Regions from separate parts of the Homo sapiens genome. Here all the other regions are linked to region 2. Evidence: chromatin loops called from intact Hi-C (ENCODE). Cell type or tissue: ascending aorta. All regions are shown on one strand.

The links. Hi-C counts contacts between places; a loop is a spot of excess contacts. Peaks named below come from ENCODE experiments on the same cell type or tissue, not always from the same donor. Only the 100,000 strongest peaks of a DNase experiment are listed, where the experiment ranks them.
Region 1: it touches region 2 in a loop (11-fold over the local background); 2 of 110 quality-filtered maps call a loop at or near these places.
Region 3: it touches region 2 in a loop (2.5-fold over the local background); 3 of 110 quality-filtered maps call a loop at or near these places.

Annotation. Positions count from the first base shown.
Region 1 is chr15:69,790,996-69,798,995 of GRCh38, forward strand. No RefSeq gene overlaps it. Among named protein-coding and RNA genes, the nearest start is that of LINC00593, 40 kb to the right of the region's middle. RefSeq lists enhancers at 3,300-3,802, 7,444-8,000. In ascending aorta, no CTCF peak of the experiment used is centred here; DNase peaks (open chromatin) are centred at 3,216 and 4,246; H3K4me3 peaks cover 1,318 bases; H3K27ac peaks cover 4,148 bases.
Region 2 is chr15:70,470,216-70,478,215 of GRCh38, forward strand. No RefSeq gene overlaps it. Among named protein-coding and RNA genes, the nearest start is that of LINC02205, 32 kb to the right of the region's middle. In ascending aorta, no CTCF peak of the experiment used is centred here; a DNase peak (open chromatin) is centred at 4,846; H3K4me3 peaks cover 1,777 bases; H3K27ac peaks cover 2,786 bases.
Region 3 is chr15:69,449,127-69,457,126 of GRCh38, forward strand. RPLP1 (ribosomal protein lateral stalk subunit P1) reads left to right here and starts at 3,692. Exons shown (of 4, transcript NM_001003.3): 1 at 3,692-3,894; 2 at 4,521-4,595; 3 at 6,044-6,161; 4 at 6,302-7,079. The coding sequence starts at 3,823. The coding sequence ends at 6,381. It overlaps LINC02896 (long intergenic non-protein coding RNA 2896), which reads right to left. Exons shown (of 3, transcript XR_932420.2): 3 at 6,894-8,000. RefSeq lists enhancers at 3,398-3,447, 3,728-3,977, 4,128-4,237 and a silencer at 3,998-4,047. In ascending aorta, no CTCF peak of the experiment used is centred here; DNase peaks (open chromatin) are centred at 3,635 and 4,325; H3K4me3 peaks cover 4,458 bases; H3K27ac peaks cover 3,770 bases.

The DNA of each region.
Region 1 (8,000 bases), 680 kb before region 2:
CACCAGCCTTGGCTGGCTTTATGTCCCCATTGGTTTCTTTTGGTCTCAATTGAGTGTTATGCACCATGAACGGTGGTGACACAGGTCTGTGACCTGGCCCTGCCCTGCAGTGGTACACAGCACTGTTTGGGAGAATATACCTGCAGCAGAGACACCAAACCAAGCAAGAACAAGTGAAGGTCATATAAAGCAACTCTGTAACTATCTTTTCATGGTGTTCAGCACACTCTATACTGGGGCCAATAAAGTTAAATCAAACAGAATTCAGTGCATCAAGATTTGGTATAGGCAATAGGTTCTGGGCTGGGTGGTGTGGCATGGAAGGGCAGATATCATGGGTTTTAAAGAGCAGTTAGAAGTAGTTATGCAAAGAGAAGTAGTTCAGCTGCTGTAACTGAAAGGCCAAAACAACAATGTCTTAAACACAACAGAAGTGTATTGCTCCCCCGATAACAGTATTAATTTAAGCAGTCCAGGGCTCCTACGGCAGTTTCATGGTTTTGGAGACCCAGGCCCCATCCACCTTGTTGCTCTGCCATTCTCAATCAACAACCTTCACCATACGGTTCAAAACGGCTGCTCTAGAGCCTGCCATCTCATCACTATTCTAACCTACAGGAAGAGGAAAAGTAGAAATTGAAGAAAAGTCATTCCCATTCAGGACAGGCTGACCCAGAACTGGTACGTGTGACTTCCAAACATATCTCATTGATAGAACTTCTTCTTGCAGCCACTTCTACCTCCACAAGGAGTCTGGGAAATGCAGTCTTAAGTTCTATCACTGAGGGGCATGCATGGGGAGAGTGCATTATCAGGGGTAACCAGCCAACTTTGCCACAGGGAGGAGCCAATCCCAGGCATCCAGAAGACTGGAATGAACTTGGCTTGGGCATGTGGGGATGAGGATCTGAGTCTGCAAGGAACTCGTATAGGGCATCTCAGAGGAAAACCCTAATGGAGAAGTGGTGGACTCAGGGTCTTAATTACTAGGCAGGGCTCCAGAGATGATAAGGGGACCTTGCTGAGCATGGAAGTGAACTCACAGAATTCTGCGCCTGAGCTTTGGTTTATAAATAGACCTGCTTCTGGTAGGTTGAAGTCTTTAAAATTGTACTCTCTTCTAAATTAGCCTGGGGGAGAGAGGTCAACAGGGGTTTGCAGCTTTAAAAAACCTTGTTAGTCCTTTTGCAACTCAGAGAGTTCTTTGGTCAAAGAAAGAGTTACTTGTCCATTGATCTTTTTTGTAAATCCCACATCTGGTACACCTTTTTGGGTACAAGATTATACACCTGTGTGATGACTTTTACTGCTGGGAAGGATCTGCTGGGGATATTTGTTATCTCATTTTATCCTTACATCAATGTTATGAGATCAGCGTATGATCCCTGTTTGAAAGACACAGAAACTGAGGCTTAGGGATTTGTCCAAGGTCACCCAACCCCTTTTGCAGTGAAGCTAAGCCTTTTGTCTCTTTCCACTGCAACTCTCAAGAAGCAATTGGCTATCTGTGGCAACATGTCCAAAAATATGGAACGGTAGAACACTAGACCTTCACATGGACCTATGAGAGAAAGAAACAAATCTGTGGTCAAATAAGACTGGGAAATGAGGCATGTTTATCTAACTCCTCTCGGAGATTCACAGAGCACAGGAGAATACTGATGGTTCTGATGAATCCTGCAGGCTTTAAGTCATTGTTGGTTTAAATCATTGTTTAAATGTCTCTCTCTGACAAGGTTCCTCCAGCTGAAAAGGGTAAGAGGTTGACGGCTAGGTGACTCCAGGTAAAGTCTTGGATTGTCTGACCAAGTTGCTTATCATCTCTGTTGGGGTTTTGGGGAAAGGATAAACAGCATTTTGGTACTTCTCCCACTTAGTTCAGAACAAATTGGGAGATTGCTGGAGGGGTCATTCAGATGAAGATCAAAATATCAGCACCTCTGACACGTGCTACTCAGACAGGGATGCTCGGGTCCCTGGGAGGATGGACTCAGCACATCTTCTGAGTCAGCTTGGCTTAGCCTTTTCCTCCCTGACGCAGAGCCAACAGGCTGATTGCAGGCCCACCCTCAGAGGCTGGGCCCAGGGCACCTCTCAGCAGGCAAGCAGATCCCCTGGGGGAAACTCAGAGCGGCAGAACTCCTTCACCCAAACTCACCATTCAGGTAAGTTGCTGCTTCTCCCAACATGCTCCCACCCCTGGTTTCCTTACTTGGCACATAGAATTAATGAAACCCATTCTTTCTGTCTACAAAGGTTGTTAGCGGGGTGCCACAAAAGGCAATGGGGAAATACACTGAAAAATATAAACTGTTAAATTACTTTATTCAGGTATCAGTTCTCATACTCTTCTTATAAGGCTGATAGTTATGTTAAATGATTGATTCATTGATTCATTCATTCATTCAACGAAGATCTCATTTGTGAAGCACAACCTAGGTGCTGGTAGACAAAGAACAGCACTTCTGCTCAAGGAGAAAGAAAACGTTGAACTCCTATAGCCCAAGCTCCTGTCTGCAGACGAGGAAGCAAAGTTCAAAACAATCAGGGCCTCCCCCGGCGGCTGGGTTGGCTGGGGCGACAGAGCCACCACTCACCCCCAACTATGTCATGCTCCGTCCCACCTCTGTGCCTTTGCTCACTCTGCCTGACACCTCAAAGGCCCTCTCCACGTCTCTCCCTCCACCCAAATTCTGCCTATTCTTAGAGACTAGCTCCAGACCCGTTTCCCTGATGAGCCATTATATATTTTGGTCCCCCTTTGCTCGGAACTCACTGAGCCCTTACTATCTGCTGTGCTCATCTTAGCACTTGATTTTCTCCAATGGTTTTATGGGGCTATGTGTCATCTCCTCACTTACTGCCCTCTGCCCTGTCTTGGGTGCAGGAGGGGTCAGGGAGGGCTGTTTGCTGATGGCCTGCTGATGGATTTAGCCAGCCAGGGAAGGTGGCAGGCTGACGAGGATCTCATTTTCCCCTCTCGCTGACATGTTCCTAATTCGGCCTTATGAGATTTTTCTGAGATGTCAGCTGTGCTGTTTGGAGCTGGGCTGCAAAAGGCAGTATGTCCAGTGGCAAGGGGAATGGCACGTGGGAAGGGCTTGGCAGAGGGCAGGGGTGTCTGCCGCCTTTCCCAGCCTCCAGCAGGGTCTCGGAATGTTCTGGCCCACTTTGGAGTCTTAAAAGGACATGTTGGGATAAAAAAAACACTTACAGAGATTTTTGGAATGTGGGCCACAGAGAGAACATAATAGAAGGCCAAGGCTAAGGTCCTCCAAGGAGAATCACACGAGACCTGAGGGGGCCTGGGGCCGGGTGCGTGAGGACACATTCTCATGGGATGCCATCTCATAATGAGTGCCAACAGGACAGCTGGCCCCAAAGTGGCATTCCCCAGAAATGACTGCACTGCACTGGGTTTTGTCTCTGTGGCCTGTGACAGACCACTACCCTGTGCCTCAGTTTTCTTGTCTGTAAAAAGGGACAATTGGACTTCATCAGAGGCCACACATTAGTCTCAGGTGCTTTCTTTTTAAATTTGAATTCTTTCTATATTTAAAATGGGAATGTTTTACATTATCATTGTATTTTCTGGCTGTTCTTAAAAAAAAAAAACAAAAACGAATGTCCAGAAATCCTGCGCCTGCTCAGCAATCATCTGTGTGGCAGTCATCCCCCAAGTCCTGGCTTTCCTTTCCCTTGATGTGACCTTGTGTTCCCCTTGGGCATTCAGGCTTGTCCCCAACCCTTGCCCTGGCCACACACTTCCTGGGGTTCCTTCCAGCGTGGGCATCTGTGGTTAGGAGTGGACAGTGGGACGGGAGCTCACTGGGACAAGCAGTGCCTAAGGGCCCGGGCCCTAGGTGCTTAGCACGGCGCCTTCACTACCCACTGAGTGACCCTGGGGAGCCACCTCCCCCGTGCTTTCATTTTCCTCATCTATTAAAAGAGGGAGGTGGTTGAAACCATCAATAAGATCCTTTCAAGCTCTCACTTTTGATTCAGGCAAAAATGCCATTTGCCTGAATGAAATGGAACTGTGATTTCAATGCTGTGGAATGTGGCCGTCCCAGCCCTTGAAAACTTCATGACAGAGAGTGAGAGAGAGAGGAAGGAAAAGAAGGAAAGGGGACCCTAGCTAGTAGTGAGGTCTGAGCAAGTATGTGGCTCAGGCCGACCTGCTGAGACTGCTGGTGGGGTTGAAAGAAGCAACCCAGTCTCCTGGAATTCCTTCCAGGTCAAGGTCTTGGAATGCCTCCAACCCCACCCTTTCCAGAAGCCCAGGGCTCTAGGTTAAAGCTGAGGGTGTACAAATCAAACATTCACAGGGGTGGAGGCACAGCCAAATTTTTGGTGTACTCCGTGCCAATGGAGACTTCCTAATAAGTAGCCAGACTGAGGGAGAGTGTTTGGTCATCACGTGAGCAGGAGGGGCCTGCCCTGGGTGTCAGGAGACTCTGCGGTCACTCCAGCTCTTTCCTAATTGCTATTATTTTATTTATTTGGACTTCAATATTATTGACACCTCAATATTATAAAATAAATATTATTTTATTTATTTGGACCTTATTTATTTCTCATTTGTCAAACGAGCTTGAAGCAAACAAGTAATCGAGTCAACCTGTTCTATCTGACTCCTAAGAGGAAAAACAGGAGAGAACAGAAGCCAAATTCTTGGAAAGAAATGAATGTCCCACCAGGTGGCTTGTGGCGTTTCTTGGGAGAGTCCTCTCTGTGGTTTCTGTATCACATTTTCTCCGGGACAGTCTCACTGGCTCAGTACCATTGGGGGCCTGCCTGGTTCAGCCCCAGCAGACAGAGGGCTCCTTACTAAGCCTTCCAATCAGAGGGGCGCCCGCAAGCAGACAGAGACCTGAAGAAATACACACCACTCAGGGACTCAGCACAACCCACACACTGCTAGCTCTGTGGTCTCCTTAACCTGTACAGCATCCTCCCTGCCTCGGGTACTGAAGAAGGTGGGCAAGATGTCCCCTAGCTGCTGGGGAGGACCCCCAGAATCTTGACAGGCCTTGGGAATAGAGCCCTCTTCTGCAGGCAGTCCTTGGGAAGCTGGACACAGTGAGCTACAGAAGAAGTTTAAAGATCTGTTAGAGGCACAGATGTATCTAAATTCACAGGCAGTACTGTGAAGAGGCCTAGAAGGATGCTGGATTTAGGGGCCTGGCTTTGAAGTCCTGTCCTGATGACAGGGTACTGGTGGCCCATGATTTCATTTTCCTGAAGCCCCAGTTTCTGTACCTGTGTAATGGGGAAACACGCCTGCTGGCCCCCGCACAGCATCGTTGTGAGAAGAGATGGAAGAAGGTAGCTTTCAGGCTGGTTGGATAACTGCTGCCAATGGGAGCATGGAGTTGAGCAGCTGAACTTTTTTTTTTTTTTTTTTCAGACGGTGCCTGTCAGTCTCATTCTTGTTGCCCAGGCTGGAGTGCAATGGTGCAATATCGGCTCACCACAACCTCCGCCTCCCAGGTTTAAGCGATTCTCCTGCCTCAGCCTCCCGAGTAGCTAGGATTACAGGCATGTGCCACCACGCCCAGCTAATTTTTTTTTTTTTTTTTTTTTTTTAGTTGAGATGGGGTTTCTCCAGGTTGGTCAGGCTGGTCTCAAACTCCCGACCTCAGGTGATCAGCCCGCCTCGGCCTCCCAAAGTGCTGGGATTACAGGCGTGAGCCACTGCGTGCCCGGCAGCAGATGAACTTTCAATCGGAGCAATGGTATGATGGAAATGCCTGGGTAGAAAGGGGCTGAGAATGGGGGAGGGAAAGAGAATTGGCTGGATGGAGCCCCTGCCCCATCTCTGTCCCAAGGAGGCTATCAGTAGGGGAAGTAAGAGCCAGGGCTCTGGGCTCTGGAACCAGGCTGGCCTAAGTTTACATCCAAGGTCCCGAGAAGCTACGTGGCCCCAGGCAAGCTGTTGTACCTCTTTCAGCTTTTATTGCCTCTCTGTAAAATGGGGACAATATTCAGACCTCACAGAGTAGTTTGCAAGCTTAACGTGAAAAGGGATAACATATATAAAATGTCTAGTGCAGAGTCAGCACATCATACATGTAGCTGCTGGTATTTTCAACAACGTTTTGCTGTGGCTCACTTCTTCCAAGCAGGTAGTTCTAGGCAGCCCCCAGCCTGAGGATGGGTCCTGGCCCACAGGGAGGATGTGAAATGCTTCCTGGCTGAGGCAAGAATGACTTCAGCATCGGGTTCTGCCCGTGGCTGGAGCTCTGTGCTGCTGCCCTGATGGCTTCCTTGGTGTTGGGGTATCTGTCCTGCCTTGACCCCTGGCCCTGGCATCCCTCATTCCTGACCTAACCTATTCCTTCTTGACTCCTGGGCCTTGCCTCAACCATCCCCTTTTCAGCCTGCCTTGGTGGTGAGTGAGAGGAACTTGGGATCCAAGGCCCTCAATACCCTAGCCTTGAAGGAATCCGTGGAGGCTTACCGGTCTGTATGAAGCCAGTCTAGGGCTCCCCGAGGTGGTGCCTGTCCTATATCCCCTAATTTCCACCCTACAGGCAGAAATGAACTCACAGCTGATTTCTTCCCACCTGAAATTGCTCCTGCAGGCAACCCTAACAGGATCACTTTGAATCCCTGTGAGCTGCTCCTATAGCATCATGACCAAGGGCACAGGTCAGCTCTGAAGCCAGACTGCCTGAGTTTAAAATCCCAAGCCCATGACAATCTAGCTGTGTAACCTTAGGTCAGTGATGAAATTTTTGTGCATCTCATTTTCCCCACCTATAAAGATTTACCACATAGAATTCTCATGTGAATTAAATGAGATAATACAGTTCTTGGCACATAGTACATGCTCAATATATTCATCGTTATTTTCACTCCATTCCTCTGCAAATATCCACCTTAGATTTATGTCCAAATCCCTTCCCACCATCCCATGTTGGTGCTTCTTGGAGGGCGTGGTGCTCCCATGAACTCTCAGTCCTTAGGCCTGAATTTGAAATGTCTGGAGACTGACCTGGAGAGAAAACGAAGGGTCTGAATAATTGAATGGGAGGGATCCACGAAGGCCAGAGAGTGCGCTGGGGCAGCTTGTCTCCTTCTCAACTGCATTCACTCACCTGGATTGAGAAAGCAGAGATGCTGCCAGCTTGGGTAGAATAAGACCTCATCCTAAGGTCCCTCCCTTTGGATACACCACTCTTTCTCTCTGCAAGAAAAGAGAGAGAAAAAAGGTGAATTAAGCACACATCTGAGCCAGGTATGAGCAAGAGGCTGTTTCCGGGACCCCTTCTCCCTCTGACAAGCATCTAAGTTTCTGAGTAAGGAATTGCCCCAAAGACCCCTTTCATGTGCTTAATCCCCTTCCTAACTCAGACCCCGTGTAACCAGAGATACATGTTCATGCATCACCTCTGTCCTCAAGTTTATATCAGTGGCTGCTTCTATCTGGTGAGAAGGTAGAGGGGAGGGGTGGCCTTCTTGTGAGGCTCCATGCCTCACAAGTGCGGCAGTGTGGAGAGGCTGAGCAGGCTCGGCAGGCCAGCAGCACCCTGGGATGGCAGGCCTGGCAGGGCTGGTGCCATGGCAGCTGGCTTCAGGCCCACATCTCCAGTGAAGGCCTCAGAAAGCTTCTGAGCCCACATGAGGTGACTGGACTGGCTGCAAGGAGCTGTGTGAGTAGGAATTGGCCAGGAAAAGTGAACCCCCATTGGGCAAATTCTGGTCCCAGGCCTGGCTGGATCTTGCTGTGGGTGAAAACTGACTCTCTGAGTCTGGGCTGCAGAGAGAGAAAGAGAGATCAGTGAGATGGAGCTTCCCCAAAGGCGTGCATGGCTTCATCACAGCAAATCCTCAGGACGCCCAGGGAGCGCTCACTTCCCTACAGCCTTGTTGACACAGAACATGACATCCTCCTTCTCTTCCTCCCTTTTCATCTTTGCCAAGGCCATATCATTGTTGTTTTACTTTGCGCTTGTTTGGTTTTTCCTGCAGTTGTAAGTATTTTTTCCAGGTTT
Region 2 (8,000 bases):
CTGCCACCCTTCGTAGTCAAGAGATCATGTTGAAAGGGAATCTTTTTAGGGAGGTCTTTCTATAGGAGGCAAGCCTGCGGCTGCAGGAAAACCGTCAGCATTCCTATCTCCTATGTTAAAAGCTGCTAAGTCCACCAGCTGATTCCTCAGCGGTATTAAAATGTGCAATAAGAACTGGCCCAGTGGGTTTTCCTAGCATTGGTATAGAAAACCCCAGGGTTTCCTCTGTGTGTTCCTGCATGTGTCTCCTAGCAGGGTGGCAAGCACCAGCAGTGTGCAGAGTCGGGGTGGACGAGAGTGGCTGAGATTCTTGATGCCAGCTGTGAATCCCATAGAAGTCCCAATACTCAATAGCCAAGCCTGGGGAGACTGGTTTTTATTGTGGTGGCTTTGTTTGTCGGGGCCATGGTACCAGTGCTGGGGCCTTAGGCTGTCAGGCTATGCCCCAAGGGCTTCAGGCAAGATTTCACAGGAGTCTGAGTCAGAAATCCTGTCCTTCCAATGCTTCCCCCTGGCCAGGACACAGATGCCAGGATCGGGCCATCATCTTCTGCTCCTTCTTTGGGGTCCCTGAAACTGGTCAGGGAATCCTCCATTGTGTGAGCGTCTGTGTCTCCTGACCTAGGCCCTGACCCTACTCTTGGATTCCTTCGGGACTGGGATCTACAGGATCCAGGATCAGGCCAGAGGGCATGGGAGAAACCTGAGGCGGAAGTCAGACAGAACTGCACTGTGAGACACACCTCTTCCACTTACTCACTGTGTGGCCCTGGGTGGGTTTCACAACCTCTCTTGGCCTCAGCTCCCTCACCTGTAAAAGGGAGATTCCATTGTTCCCCTTCAGGGATGATGTGTGGGCTGAACAAGGTGATGTCCAGACAGTCCTAAGCACAGCAGTAACTGGCCCCCAGCGGAGCTCAGTAAACTTCGGCTGTAATTATAAGCTGTTATAAGGCACTTGGCAATGGAGTAGATACTCCATAAACAAGCATCATACAAGTGTAAATAATTATTAATTATTATGATGACTAATCATCATTATTATTGATGATAAATGTGAGAAATGCTACCCAAACACCAGCTCCCCCACTCAATCTGTTTGCAGACAGACATCACTCCTCAACCATGCAGAAAAAGTCTGGGACCCAGAAGAAGAGCTGGTTCCAAGCACCCCAACAGGGAGCACTGTCCTCCCTCCAGTCTCCATGCAGCACTGTGCAGGCTGGTGTCACCCAGGCAGGTGACATTCACCCAAATGCATCCCATCTGTCTGTTCAGTCTGCTTATGGCCTGCGTCTTTTCAGCTTGGCTCCTCTGTGTCTAAGTTGTTAAATATTTTGGATATCACCTCAACAAGAAATGTCTTTGTGATTTCTTGAGTCCTGGCTCATGAGCAGCAAGGCTGACCTGAGTGCAGAAAGTGACCTGGGGAAATCCTGGTCAAGCTCCCAGAACTCTGCTTCTTAGATGAAGTCAGATAGACAAGGAGTGAGCTTTGCCGAGCAAGCAAATTTTACCACCATCCTGAAAAATGAATCAAGGCAAGGCCCACAGAGGTACCCAGGGCCTAGCTCAGCACCCAGCAGTGCAGGAGCTCAATAAGTACATGGATGGGTGGATGGGTAAGTGGGTGAATGGATGGGTGGGTGGGAGGATGAAGTATATTAACCATGCCTTTTTTCTGTAGCCCTTGTGCTTTGACATCTGGGGCCTTGCTGACCCTGGAGAGACTGCCGCAGTCTCTATAGATAGTCCAGCCAGTCCTACAGATCGTGAAGGACTTGCCTACGAGTGTGCCTTGCTTATGTGTCTGAGTGCAGTCATGCTGCTATAACAAAATACCACAGACTGGGTAATAGATAAAGAACAGAAATTTATTCCTCACAGTTCTGGAAGCTGGAAGTCCAAGATGAAGATGCTGGTGGGTTCCATGTCTGGCAGGTGAGGACTAGTCTCTGCTTCTAAGATGGTGCCTTAAACACCGTGCTCCAGAGGGGATGATACTGTGTCCTCACACAGCAGAAGGGCAGAAGAGAAAAAGGACAAAAGAACCTAGCTAGTTCCCTCCGGCCCTTTTGTAGGGCACTAATCCCATCCGTGGGGCGGAGCCCCCCTAAAGGCCCCACCTCCTAATATGATTGCATTGGAGATTAAGTTTCAACATAATTTTGGAGAGGATGCAAATGTTCTAACCATAGCAATATGCAAACAGTCCTGAGACTACCCCCGCCCCCCACCTCCTCTACTGGGCTGTCACACTCAGGGCCCCTATGCCCCTTCCCCAGTCACCCCAGGGCCAGGTACCAAACAACTAGGGACTGTGTCCCAGAACCTTACATTATTCAAACTAGCCGATCCTAAACCTGCTTGCCCTGCCCTGCCCATCCATTCCCATAGAAACCACCACAAAAGTTCCTGCCCATGTTTTCCCCTCGCCCCCTGCCTCCTGACTGCCCCTGGTGTTTCCCCACGTGGCCCCGCATGGTGTGGCATGCTCCCTTCTCCTGGAACTGTGAGTAACAAGTTTTCCATGGCATCAGCTCCTGATTTATTGGCCGTGCCATACCTGAATGATAATAAAGCCTACATCTTCAATGTAGAGGGAAGGAGGAAGGGAGGGAGGGAGGGGAAAGGTGGATGGAAGAAAAGAAGGAAGGAAGGGGGTTAGATGGATGGATGGATAAAAGGAAGAAAGCAAGGGAGGATGAAATCAACCTGGGCCTCAAGTTTCCACAGGAATGATCTGACTATAACTTTGCTCCATGGTTGAAAAGAAGCAGCTTTCTCCTACCAAGTTTTGGCTGTGTTTGGGAGAATGTACCTTCACAGTGCCACAGGCCAGCAATCAATACAGCATCTTCTCACTCCCTTTGCAGACAGAAAGACCTGGATCTGAATCCTGGCCCTGCCATTCACTGGCCATGAGACCATGGCCAACTGACTTAACCTGTGTGCGAGACACACACATGTATATGTCTACCTTCCGAGTTCCCTGATGCTAGAACCAGAAGATGCAGGCATAGCATGGTTTCCAGCACAGAGTACGCACTCCCCGACATTCATAATGAGTATTATTATTCGGCTATTCTGCAGTCCCGCACCCCAAGTGCCATCTGTTAGAAAGACTGTGCTATTTGGTCTAAATGTCTTCCTCACCCAGAAGCCCCTATTTGGGGCTCTTGGTCTCTGCCTCACCAAAAGCCATGCTAATCCCTTCCTGGTCCCCAGTCCGGAGTTCAGGGCTCGGCAGGCAAACGCGTGCTCCCTATCCAAAGGACTAGAAGGGCCCTACAACGCACCACATGCCTACATTTCACAGACCTCTCTTCTGGAGTTACGCTGACCCCTCCCCATTGAGAGGCTGCTTGGCTTTCCCTGCTGCTTTTAAAGTGAGAAGGGGGAGGACCTTTACGCTGGAATCGCATTTCAATTTCCCCATCTCCCCTGTACACCATCACTCAGTAAAAATAGCTAATTTTAAAATGGCTGCTCTTATGATGGACGAGATTAATGGATCTTGAAGAGCAGCCAGTATACCAACTGCTCCTGCAGCCATGATGAAAGCTAATAATGTAGAAAATTCTGCCAATTCCTTTAATTCATGAATATTTAAGCCTGTGAAAAATCTGTCAGATTATATCATTTTTTTCTGGTGATTTTCCGCCTAAGTACGTTCATGGCAGCCTGCCAGTTGCTCAAGAAACTTCAGCAGGAGCAAAATCATTTTTGTTGTTGTTGTTACTATGGACGGCCGTCTTCTCCTTGCTGAATTTATCCCCTCATCCCCGGGTGGAGGATCAGGTGCACTCGAGACAGCTAAAGGCAACCACGGTGATTTCCCCCAGCAGGCACAGATTCCTCTCCCAACCCAAAGGCTGGCAGGGGCTTTTGTGAAAGGAGACCATGGTTTTCAAATTGTGTTCCACGGCACCCAAGTCTTCCTCCTTGGGGCCCGGGGGGATCACTGGGAGGGGTTTGGGCTGGACATGCTGCGTGCATGGGGCTGCCGGACCCAACTCCCACTTGCACCAAGCAGTTCTGTTTGGTGCATTGAGATTCCCTGCAAATAAGTGTTGCCCCAACTTAAAACAATTTGAAAGGCATGAGCATGGAAACCACAGCTCTAACCCACCCCTCCCGGCTTGAACAACAAAGGGAGAAACTCAGCCCCCATGATGGTAACTGGTAAGCCCACCTCATGGGAAGCACTAGCAGTGGCACCTGAGCGGCAACCAGGATCCTTAACTGCAAGTGAGCGCTCTCTCCCCATCTCCAGCACACTCTGGGTGACCTCTTGGGCTCTGCCTGTTTGGGGAAGGCAGGAAATGAGGCTCAGATGGGCCACGCTCCCCAGCCACAGTGGAAAGTCCTCTCTGAAGCCAAGATGTTTCCTTGCAAAGACAAGAGAGAGCGAGAGAGAATGAGCATGTTTAGTGACTTGAGAGGGAGGGAGGGGTGGCCAACTTCAGAGATGATTATCATTCAGGGACTTGTTGGCTGGAGGAAGGAGCGAGCTTCTTTTTATAGGAGCTCCAGTTCCTCGTTTTGTTCTCTTCGGGTTATTCTCCAAAGAAAGCCGGCTCTTGAGTCAGCTGGCAGGAGAGCGAGGCGAATGCGCTGGTGCTGGCCGCAATGGCCCCGGTTCAACGCTCGCTCCAGCTGGTCACGTCCTCACCGGGGCGGCCGGCGGCCTGCCTGCCCACGCTCTGCCAGGAGCCCAGGTCAGCCCTTGCCTCGCCGGGGCCGGAGCCCGTCCAAAATCAACAAGTCTTTTGTGCCTCTCCTTTGGACGCTGTATAATTACAGCAAACATGTATTGGCGGTGCACAGCGATTGTGAGGCAATTGTTGAAGGATCTCAAATGCGCTTGGCATTTGGTCTTGGAGAGCAATTCGAGGAACCACAGCTCCAGTTGGCTCATGCTGGCCAGAAAACAAGAGATTTTCAGAAGTCGTGAGTGGTGTGTTGGCACAGCCTCCATGTAGTTCATCAGCTATTTCCTTGATAGTGGGTTGCGTTTTACCACCAAGCCAACTGACTGACTCATGAGTCAGGGACTTAAAAAATAAATAAATAAGGGAGGCCATCGGTGCCCGCTGAGCAAAACACGTCAGGCTGCCGACAAAATGGGCCCCTGCTGCTTTCCGGGTGGTTTCATTTTTCCTCTTTTTGTCTTTTTGTTTGAAAACTATGAAAGTGAAACTGCACACCTCCCCCCTCAAGCTATTCTGTTCCCATGGGCAGCCAGAGGAGATGGGTGGGTGACGGGGTCTCCCAGCAACACCATCTCTCGGCAAATTCACATTCCCATCAACCAGGCTTGAATGAGGTGTCTAGTGTGTGCCCGGCTTTCAGAGGGCCTCTGTGGAGGGAGATGATGTTCATTGAGCTGATATTAATTGAACACATGACATGGCCGAGGGCACTCACCCAGGTGTGGCTTGCTTTAGCCTATCGAGAGCTTAATAAGGGCAACAGCTTTAGCCTCAATTTATAGACGAGGAAACGAAGGCTTCTGAGGCTAAGATTCATAGGTCACACACTTAGTAAGTGGCAAAACTGGGGTTGGAACCCAGATCTGTCTGATTCCAGTACTCCTCCTACCAATATTCATGTCATTCCAAGGCTCACTTTTCCATAAATATCCAATGTTTTCAGTGCAGTGAGTTCCTTGAGCTTACAGGGGTGATTCAGACTGACATGGTCCTTGCCCCTCCAAGGCTGACATTTAAGCTGGGAAGACAGAGTCAAGGATGAAGTAGACAATTGATCCTTTCATTGCAATTGTGGTTCTTGCCCTCAAGGAAAAGGACAGAGTGGTTACAGCACAGGGCAGGGAACTTGGCCTGGCCTCACAGGCCTAAGAAATTTGAGGGATGATAGGAATTCAGTGGATAAAGCATTCCTGGAAGTGGGAACCACTGGTGCAAAGACCCCTGGGTGAGAAGAAGGGTGTGGTGTTGTGGGGGAGCTGACAGGAGGTCAGGGAGCCTGGAGTGCCCAGGGTGAGGGAGCCATGTGGGTGGAGAACCTGGCCTGGGCCCTGAAGGCCAAGGAAATGACTGCAGGGGTTTATCCCAACAGCAAGGGGCAGCCATTGATGGGGTCTAAGCAGTGCCATGATCAGATCTGCATTTGTAAAAGGACCCCCCAAAGGACCCCCTTGGTTGCTTTTATGAACAATAGACTAGAGTGACAGGAGTAGGTGTGGGGAAGGTCACTGAGAGACTAGTGATACTAGTGGCTCATGGTCTAGGGTCTAGTTCAAGACACACGCTGCTGAGCACAGCCAGGCCTTCTCTCCCCATCCACCTCATCTCCCCTCAAAGGTGCTCCCAAGGGTCCACCCGCTAACCAAGGTCATCTCATAATTGGGGAATAATCTTACAAATGCAGAAACAACGCCCAAAGAGCAGAGTGACTAGGCTGTGGCCTCACAGCCAGTGAAGGACCCCTATTCCTTGCACCTCTCAGTCCTGTGCCCCAGCCCCTCATCAGCACCTCTGCTGTGCCGGGAAGGGCTCCAGTGCATGCACCCAGCTCCCACTGAGGCCAGGGTTGTGGCGGCTGCAGAAGCCATGTCCCCTTTCTCTCCTCCCTCCTGGCTTCACACTGTTGGAAGCCATTCTTCTAGGCAGTCCCTTGTGGACCCTTCAAGTTGGCTTTTGAAATGGCTTAGCCAGATTTCTTCAGAGTTGAAAAGTGACTCCTTTCACATCTTCCTGCCTTTGCACCTGCAGTTTCTTCTCCAAGCAGTGTTTTTACTGTCTTACCCATCTGGTGACTTAGTGTGAAGTGGAGATCCAGGGTCCAGCGAGAGCTCAGGGATCCTTCCCCCAACTCCCACCCCAACCCCACTCCACCTCACCCTTTACTCTTGCCCAGGATGAGTCAGTCACAAGGGACAAATTTCACATTTTGTAGGGTGCAGGTTTCAAGGAGAACAGAGGTCACAGGACTATAAATGGGTCTCTTTTCTTTTTCCTCCCTGGCAAGACTATCTTTGGATCAGTCAATGCCTGATTGGCATGCTCTCCCCTCCCTTCCCATTCCCTCCCTTCTCTTTTTCTCCTCCCTCTCCTATCCTCTCTTCCCCCCTCCCCATTCCCTCCCCATAGCAGCTGGACCCAAGACCCTCTTTTCAGGACTAGGAGGCCGCAGGCTAGCCAGGGCAGTAGGCTTGGGGCAAATGCCTTCTCCTGCCCTCTGTCTTGTCCTCCCTTTGCTGCTCCCACTCCCTTAGAGGCCAGAGCCAGACTGAGATTTTGTCCCCATGTGGGTTAGGGGGAAGGGGCTCCTAGAGCTGTTCACTGCTGGGTGCCAAGCTTCTACCTCTCTAACGTGTCACTTTGGCTGTTCTGTACCATTGCTATGAGGAGCCGTCAGGGAACTCCTGGGGAAGGGCAGCATCCAGGGTCCCTGGAGCTTTTGACCTAACACCATCCTCAGAGCATCCCAATCTTGCTGCAATTTCTAATCCCCATTTTGCAGGAGGCTCAGAGGGGCTAAGGAACTCTCTTCCTGCTAAGTGGAAATGAGCACGTGAAGCTGAGCCTGTTCTATTGCTTCCCGGATCATGGAGGAGGAGGAAGAGATGGAGGAGGAGGAGATGGAGGAGGAGGAGATGGAGGAGGAGGAGGGAGAAGAGAAGAAGGACACAAGGCTCTGTCCCTATCAGCCATCTGGTGCCCAGAGTAGGGCTGTGCCCCTCAGAGCACATGAGCCCTGCAGAAAACTGGGACATGGAAACGAGCCTCCCCGCCCAGCACCCCACTCCCAAGAGCCCACATGGCAGGGCAGGGCCTGGAGACTGGAGGGCGAGCCCCTGAGACCCCAAAGAACATCGACCAGTCCCAGGAGGGCTGCTGAACCCTGTTCAGGCTCCCCGGCCAAAATACCACTGAGGGCATCAGCTTGATGAGGTGCAGCGACTGGGATTTGATTACTCTGGCCCTGCCTCAGGCTTTTCCCACTCTTTCCTGTGGCTCCAGACAGGAGTA
Region 3 (8,000 bases), 1.0 Mb before region 2:
CCAACTCAAAAGTTAAGGGAGAAGACAAAATGCACTAGTCACTCACAGTATAGTAGTAAACAATGTCATATATGTGTGTGTGTGTGTGTTTTTGAGGGGAGGGATGGATTTTCACTCTTGCCCAGGCTTGAGTGCAATGGCGCAATCTCGGCTCACCGCAACCTCCGCCTCCTGGGTTCAAGCGATTCTCCTGCCTCAGCCTCCCCAGTAGCTGGGATTAAAAGCATGAGCCACCAGGCCCAGCTAATTTTGTATTTTTAGTAGAGACGGGGTTTCTCCATGTTGGTCAGGCTGGTCTTGAACTCCTCAGGTGATCCGCCCTCCTCAGCTTCCCAAAGTACTGGGATTACAGGCGTGAGCCACTGCACCTGGCCTATATGTGTGTTTTTAGAACGCTTCAGGACACTAAAGGTTAAATTGCTATTGCAGTAGATACAGAATTTATTTCTTGATTTTCTTCTTAAAGTTTTTTTTTTAGAAACAGGGTCTTGCTCTGTTGCCCAGGCTGAAATGCAGTGGTGCAATCATGGCTCACTATAACCTCAAACTCCTGGATTCATGTGATCCTCCTGCCTCAGCCTCCCAAGAAGCTGGGACTACAGGTGCTCACCACCATGCCCAGCTAATTAAATTTTTAAAAATATTTTTGTAGAGCTGGTGTCTTGCTATGTTGCCTAGGCTGGCTTTTTTCTTTCTTTTTTGAGATGGGGTCTCATTCTGTCACCCAAAATGGAGTGCAATGACATGATCACAGCTCACTGTAGTCTCAACCTCCCAGGCTCAAGCAATCCTCTCACCTCAGCCTCTTGAGTAGCTGCAACTACAGGCAAATGCCAGCACACCTGGCTAATTTTTTATTTTTTGTAGAGATGGGGCCTTGCTCTGTGGCCTTGTCTGGTCTCAAACTCCTGGCCTCAAGCAATCCTCCCGACTTGGCCTCCCAAAGTGCTAGAATTACAGGCATGAGCCACAGCACCCAGCCTGCTTTTTAAATTATTATTTAAAATAATAGAGACAGCCCGGGCATGGTGGCTCACAACTGTAATCCCAGTACTTTGAGAGGCTGAAACAGGATGGCTTGAGGTCAGGAGTTCAAGACCAGCCTGAGCAACATGGTGAAATCCCATCCCTACAAAAAGTTTAAAAATTAGCCAGGTGTGGTGGCACGCACCTGTAGTCCCACCTACTGGGGAGGCTGAGGTGGGAGGATTGCCTGAGCCTGGGAGGCAGTGGTTGCAGGGAGGCAGTGGTTGCAGTGAGTTGTGATGGCACCACTGTGCCCCAGCCTGGGCAATGGAGTGAGACCCTGTCTCAAAAACAAACAAACAAAAAATTAATAGAGACTGGGTCTCACTATGTTGCCCCAGGCTGGTCTTGAACTCCTGGGCTCAAGCGATCCTCCCGCCTTGGCCTCCCAAAAGTGTTTGGATTACAGGCATGAGCCACCATGACCTGCCCCAGCCCACTTAAAAAAAAAAAATTTAGCCGGGCACAGTGGTTCACCCCTGTAATCCCAGCACTTTGGGAGGCCAAGGTGGGTGAATCACCTGAGGTTAGGAGTTCGAGACCAGCCTGGCCAACATGGTGAAACCCTGTTTCTACTAAAAATACAAAAAATTAGCTGGGCATGGTGGCACACGCCTATAATCTCAGTTACTCTGGAGGCTGTGGCAGGAGAATCGCTTGAACCTGGGAGGTGGAAGTTGCAGTGAGCCGAGATCGTGCCATTGCACTCCAGCCTGGGGAACAAGAGTGAAACTCCGTCTCAGAAAAAAAAAATTTTTTTTAATGGCTTATTGCATAGTATTTTCAAAATATTAATAGGAAATTTTTACTACGATAGGAGAATATGGGGCAGTGGAATTTGTCTGAAGTAACTGTTGAATCCACTAAGTCCTTCATCAACACAAAAGGAAATGCATGAGTACTGATGTTTTGCTTAACTACTTCTCTTGAATAGCTGTGGTTAGTGCTTACTGTTTGATACCCTGTAAAAAGTATTATCTATAATATATAGATGGAGAAGAAGATTATTTCCTCAATGACCACAAAGTGCCACTTGTCAACCAGATCAGTTTTGTTTTTTTGAGAGGGAGTTTTGCTCTTGTTGCCCAAGCCGGAGTGCAATGGCACAATCTCAGCGCAATGCAACCTCCGCCTCCTGGGTTCAAGCGATTCTCCTGCTTCAGCCGCCCTAGTAGCTGGGATTACAGGTGCCCGCCACCACGCCCAGCTAAATTTTTTGTATTTTTAATAGAGACAAGGTTTCACTATGTTGGCCAGGCTGGTCTCGAACTGCTGACCTCAGGCTATCCACCCGCCTCAGCCTCCCAAAGGGTTGGGATTGCAGGCGTGAGCCACCGCACCCGGCAGATCAGTTTTTTATGTACACTGCTGGACAAACAGTATTTTGGACTGACTCATTGTAGCTTTGGAAATGTTTGGATTTTTTAATAGCTTTAACCTTTCTTGACCAAAATTCCACTATAATGGCTGCTTAGATTTGGATGAAAACTCAACAGCTTTATTTTTTAAAAGTTTGATAGCTTTATAAATGCTTTTTTAAAAAATTCCGGATGTGAAAATATTTATGTTTGTAGTTAAGATTGACCCAAGTGGGACTCTAGATCGGTGGATTCCAACAGAAATGTTTCTTCAGAGATGATTATTAAATAATGGGATGGACTAAACAAAGAAGGTGCCCCCCCCCCACCAAAAAAAAAGATATATATACATAGAACTAACTTTCCGGTAAACTAAGCAAATTCCACGAGGAATGCAAAGATGACCATTTTTGAAGGTAGGAATTTAAATTGGGTTTAGATAACAAATAACGGGTTGTAGACAGCTTACCCATAATCCCTCCTTCCCCCAAGCACTAGGCAGTGAAGTTAGACTTCTGGATTCCACCTCCACGCTCACCGCGCGGCACTATGCAATCTTCGGTTAGTTACCAGGTCTAAGTTAGGCTTCTGGATTCCAACTCCACGCTCCACCGCGCGGAACTATGCAATCTTGAGTTAGCTACCGGGTCTAAGTTAGGCTTCTAGATTCCAAATCCACGCTCCACTGCGCGGTAACTACATAATCTTGGGCTAGTTTACCAGCTCTAAGACTTAATTTTGCCATATGCAAGATGGAGATAACATCCAACTCCTGGTGTGTGAGGATTACGTGAATCCTTGCAGAATGTGGCTCAGTGCCTGGGACATAGTAAGCGCTCTACGGCTTCTGCTAGCATAACGCTGTTAGTTTCTCTCATCCTCCTACATCTACCTATCTCAACCAAGGTCCTGCGCTAAGCAGGGGCCTCCAAGCTGGGACGCAGCCCTTACTCTCAGGGTCAGCGCCGGCTGGGAAGGCCGCGACCTAACCAGGAGATTACGAACAATGTCACCAGGGCCACAGCGGAGCTCCTGCCAAGTCAAGCAACTCATGGAACCAACGGAGGCGAAGTCCGAATACCTAGGCAACCCTAACCTAAAAGTGTTTTTAACGTTCTCAGGTCCTATAATTTACCCAAATAAAGTGGGACCGTATTTGCAGGCGCTGAGAAACTTTCTCAACAGTAAGAACCAATCAGGCGCAGTGCGCAGGCGCCTTCAGTGGGTCCTGGGTCCGCCTCTTCCGCCCGGTGCGGGCGCCGATTGGTCCGCGTGGACACATAAGAGGCTGCGTATAGGCGCGAGAGCCCCTTTCCTCAGCTGCCGCCAAGGTGCTCGGTCCTTCCGAGGAAGCTAAGGCTGCGTTGGGGTGAGGCCCTCACTTCATCCGGCGACTAGCACCGCGTCCGGCAGCGCCAGCCCTACACTCGCCCGCGCCATGGCCTCTGTCTCCGAGCTCGCCTGCATCTACTCGGCCCTCATTCTGCACGACGATGAGGTGACAGTCACGGTGAGTGCGGGCGCGGGCCGGCGGCCGGGCTGCCTGTGGGCGGTGACTTTCGGCTCTCCATGCGGTTCCCGGCTCCAGGCCGTTCGACTGAGCACTTCCGGCCGGGGCCAGGCCGCGAACACAGGCCGCATAGGGCGGGCGCTCCTCGGGGCTGGGGCCTCTCTCCGGGCAGGTCCTGGGCCCCCGGGACCACGTGCGGGCCCAGCGGGCATGGAGTGCGCTTGAGGCTGGGCGCTCCGGCTCCAAGAGCCTTCGTGTAGAAAAGCTCTTCCGCAGTGCTTGGGCACCCTGACCCGTGCCTCGTCTCTCTCAGGGACACTTACTCGGACCTCTTTCGGTGTAATTGCCTTGAATTCCCCCGGTCGTGGAGGAAGGCGCCCGAGCTCGGCTCCACCTCCCAGGTCTTGTAACTTAAAAATAGCCGCGTGACTCAGGCAAGTCCCAGCCCGTGAAACAGCAGTGATGGGCTCGCCTCATTGCAGGGCGCCTGGCACACATCTCTTTTGCTTGTGATAGAATATTTGAGCTGGTTAAACATGTTATGTACACTTATTGAGTGACGTGCAGCATTTTGGAGATATTACATACGCTACGTTTTGATGGATTGACGTTTTTATTTGTTGTAGGAGGATAAGATCAATGCCCTCATTAAAGCAGCCGGTGTAAATGTTGAGCCTTTTTGGCCTGGCTTGTTTGCAAAGGTAAGGTGATGGTGGCAAAGTGATTGTGGTAAGGCCTGCTGATTTACGAGGGCAGTTGTACATGCTAAAGTACCCCCAGCGGTGCCATAACGCCCCACATGCCGCTGGATCTCCTAGGTGTTTTTCGTTGCATGTATATCTCTAGGAGCTAATAAGATTTCAGCTTGTCAAGTCTTACGTTTCCTTATCAGACTCTGGTTTCCCTTTTGCTCTGAAACCATGGTTAAAAAAAATGTGAATCAGGTCATTTATTCCCAAAAAGGGTCACTCGGGAGATAGGTACTACGCATGTTAAGTTGCAAGCAAATTCTTTTTCTTTTTCTTTTTTTTTTCTTGAGACGGAGTCACCCAGGCTGGAGTGCAGTGGTGCGATCTCAGCTCACTGCAAGCTCCGCCTCCCGGGTTCACGCCATTATCCTGCCTCAGCCTCCCGAGCAGCTGGGACTACAGGCGTGCGCCACCATGCCTGGCTAATTTTTGTGTGTGTGTTTAGTAGTGACGGGGTTTCACCATGTTAGCCAGGATGGTCTCGATCTCCTGACCTCGTGATCCCCCCGCCTCTGCCTCCCAAAGTGCTGAGATTACAGGCTTGAGCCACCGCTCCCGGCCCGCAAGCAAATTCTTTCAGTAAATTCTTGCATTAAACCTATGGTTTGATGGACATTTGGGTTTAGCGGACTTCATTGACACAGTAGGTACTGTGTGTTGGGATATAAAAGACTAATAAAGAGGTTCCTGGTCATGGAGCTTGCACTGGCTATTTTCCATTGTACAGGTTACTTAATCTCTGTCAAGTGAAGCTAATAGCATCTAACTCCAGGGTTGTGACCTCTAAAGAGTTTTGAAAGATTGAAAACATTGTACCTATGTCATATTTAACAAGCCCCTTTTGAAGTCCTATATTTGTTTAGTAGACTGAAAATTTGAATTCACTGTTAAGAGGAGACATGGAACTGTGGAAAGAATATTCATTTGAGTGTTTCAGGAAGTTTGGATTTTTTTTTTACCAACATATTATTTGTAAAAGGAGGGAAATCAGCTGCCTCAGGAGGTTCTTAACATATAGGAATGTAATTATCAGATTCAAAGCTGAACAGTAGTGCGTTGCCCTGTAACCTAAGTCTTGGCTGTTAGCAAAGAAAAGCCAGTGTCTGGGGTATTGGTTCCAGGACCTTCCACTAATAACAAAATCCCAGGATGTTCCATCTCTTATATAAATGTATTTGCATATAACCTATGCACATCCTCCTGTATACTTTAGAAGTCTACATGTTTGGTACACATGCTTATTTTTCCACTGTTGAATCCATGGATGTGGAACTCACTGTATATAGTGTTAGGGGTTGATCACTGTAACCTGGAATGGGGGATACTTTTCGTTTTTGGCTGCGTGAGTGCTTAACAAGGACAGAACTGGGCGTTTACCTATGCATGCACATGTATTGCAGGCCCTGGCCAACGTCAACATTGGGAGCCTCATCTGCAATGTAGGGGCCGGTGGACCTGCTCCAGCAGCTGGTGCTGCACCAGCAGGAGGTCCTGCCCCCTCCACTGCTGCTGCTCCAGGTAGGAAACATGGAGTTTTTAGTATTGGGAGGAGTGTAGAGATTTTTTAAAAAATAGTATTATAGACAAAATTGCCATTAATTTTTCACAAGTATATGAAGTATGGAAATCCTAACACCTGATTGACTTTTTTTTTCTAGCTGAGGAGAAGAAAGTGGAAGCAAAGAAAGAAGAATCCGAGGAGTCTGATGATGACATGGGCTTTGGTCTTTTTGACTAAACCTCTTTTATAACATGTTCAATAAAAAGCTGAACTTTACTGCTGTTGGTCTTGTCCATAGTTTTGGAATGTGCTCTGCAAAAATGGTCTGTTTTGTAATGTTGGCTTTCAGCCTATTCTGCCATGACACAGGCTGGATTTTCCCTGCCACCATTGCCGGATGTGAGATTTAGACAATCCTGATGCTAACAAGAAGGCACCTCATGGTACAGTGTTGAAAACTGCACTGGGGTGGCAGGAGGAAGGATCAGAGCAGATGCTTTGTCCAGGTTACCTGTGTAAACTTGATGATTATAAGGTGTGTCCCCTACACTGGGGGTGGAGGGTAATACAGACCAGCTTTAGAAAGCCTCCTGGGTATTTACCCTATACAACCCTGCCTAAGAACGAACTTTGACGTATGCTGAATGTTGACTGCTACATCCCAAGGTTGTAAAAAAACAAGACTTAGCTATGTAATGTCTCACCAAATGTTTGGGAGTTTTATGGTAACACTGAAGGAGTGCAGAAAGTTTACTTAATAGTTTATTAAGGTCTCCAGTTACACAAAGTGGAAAAAAAAAAAGATTCAAACCTGTGTTCCAAAAACTAAGAGCTTTTTTTGTTTGCCAATTAATAATACCATGAATGGAATTTTCAACTTTTCAGGCTTGGATTTATATAATAAACCGTGGGTATTGTGTGTTCAGAGCAGCTAATGACATGCCAGGCACATGAATGAGTCTTATCCTTACCTCCATTAGCATTTAGTAGATGAAGACATTCAGTGATGAAAAGCGTGACTTCTAGCCGGGACTCCTCGTGTCAATGTGAAAAAGACCATTTGTGTAAGTTACTACAACTACTTGGGGAAAATGGCAGTTCTACTTTGAGGCATTACTCAAGAGAAACTACATGTGGACATAGGATACATGCCTGGGAATGTTCAAAGCAACACTTGGGGCTTCTCATAAGCTCAAAAAAGACATTAAATATATGCATCTGCTAAGAGTAATAAATACCAAAGACGGGATAGTGAACAATTTAGGACCTTGAGCAAGGTGGAGTTGACAATGGGTAGGAGTATGTAGGTGTCAGTATTAGAGTTTTATGTTTTAAGTTTTTTGAGAGGGGTTCTTTTGCTGTGGCCCAGGCTGGAGTGCAGTGGTGCAGCCATGGCTTACTGCAGCTTCAAACTCCCAGGCTCAAATCGGTCATCCCACCTCAGCCACCCTCAAGTAGCTGGGACTACAGGCATGCCACCATGCCTGGCTAATTTTTTGTAGGAAAACCTCAATCTCCTGGTGTTAAGTGATCTGCACGCCTTGACCTCCCGAAGTGCTGGGAGATTGCAAGTATGAGCCACCATGCCTGGCTAGTTTTGTGTTTTTAATACATGGCTTGAGCATCCCTTACCCAAAACCCAAAACGTAAACGTGACACGCAAAGGAAATGCTCATTGGAACGTTTTGGATTTTCAGGTAAGGAATGCCCAACCTGTATATTAAAACCATAGGCCAGGCATGGTGGTTCATGCCTGCGATTCCTGCACTTTGGGAGGCTGAGGCAGGAGGATTGCTTAAACCTATCCCAGCCTCTACAAGAAATTTTGTTTTAAATTAGTGCAGTGTGGTGGCATG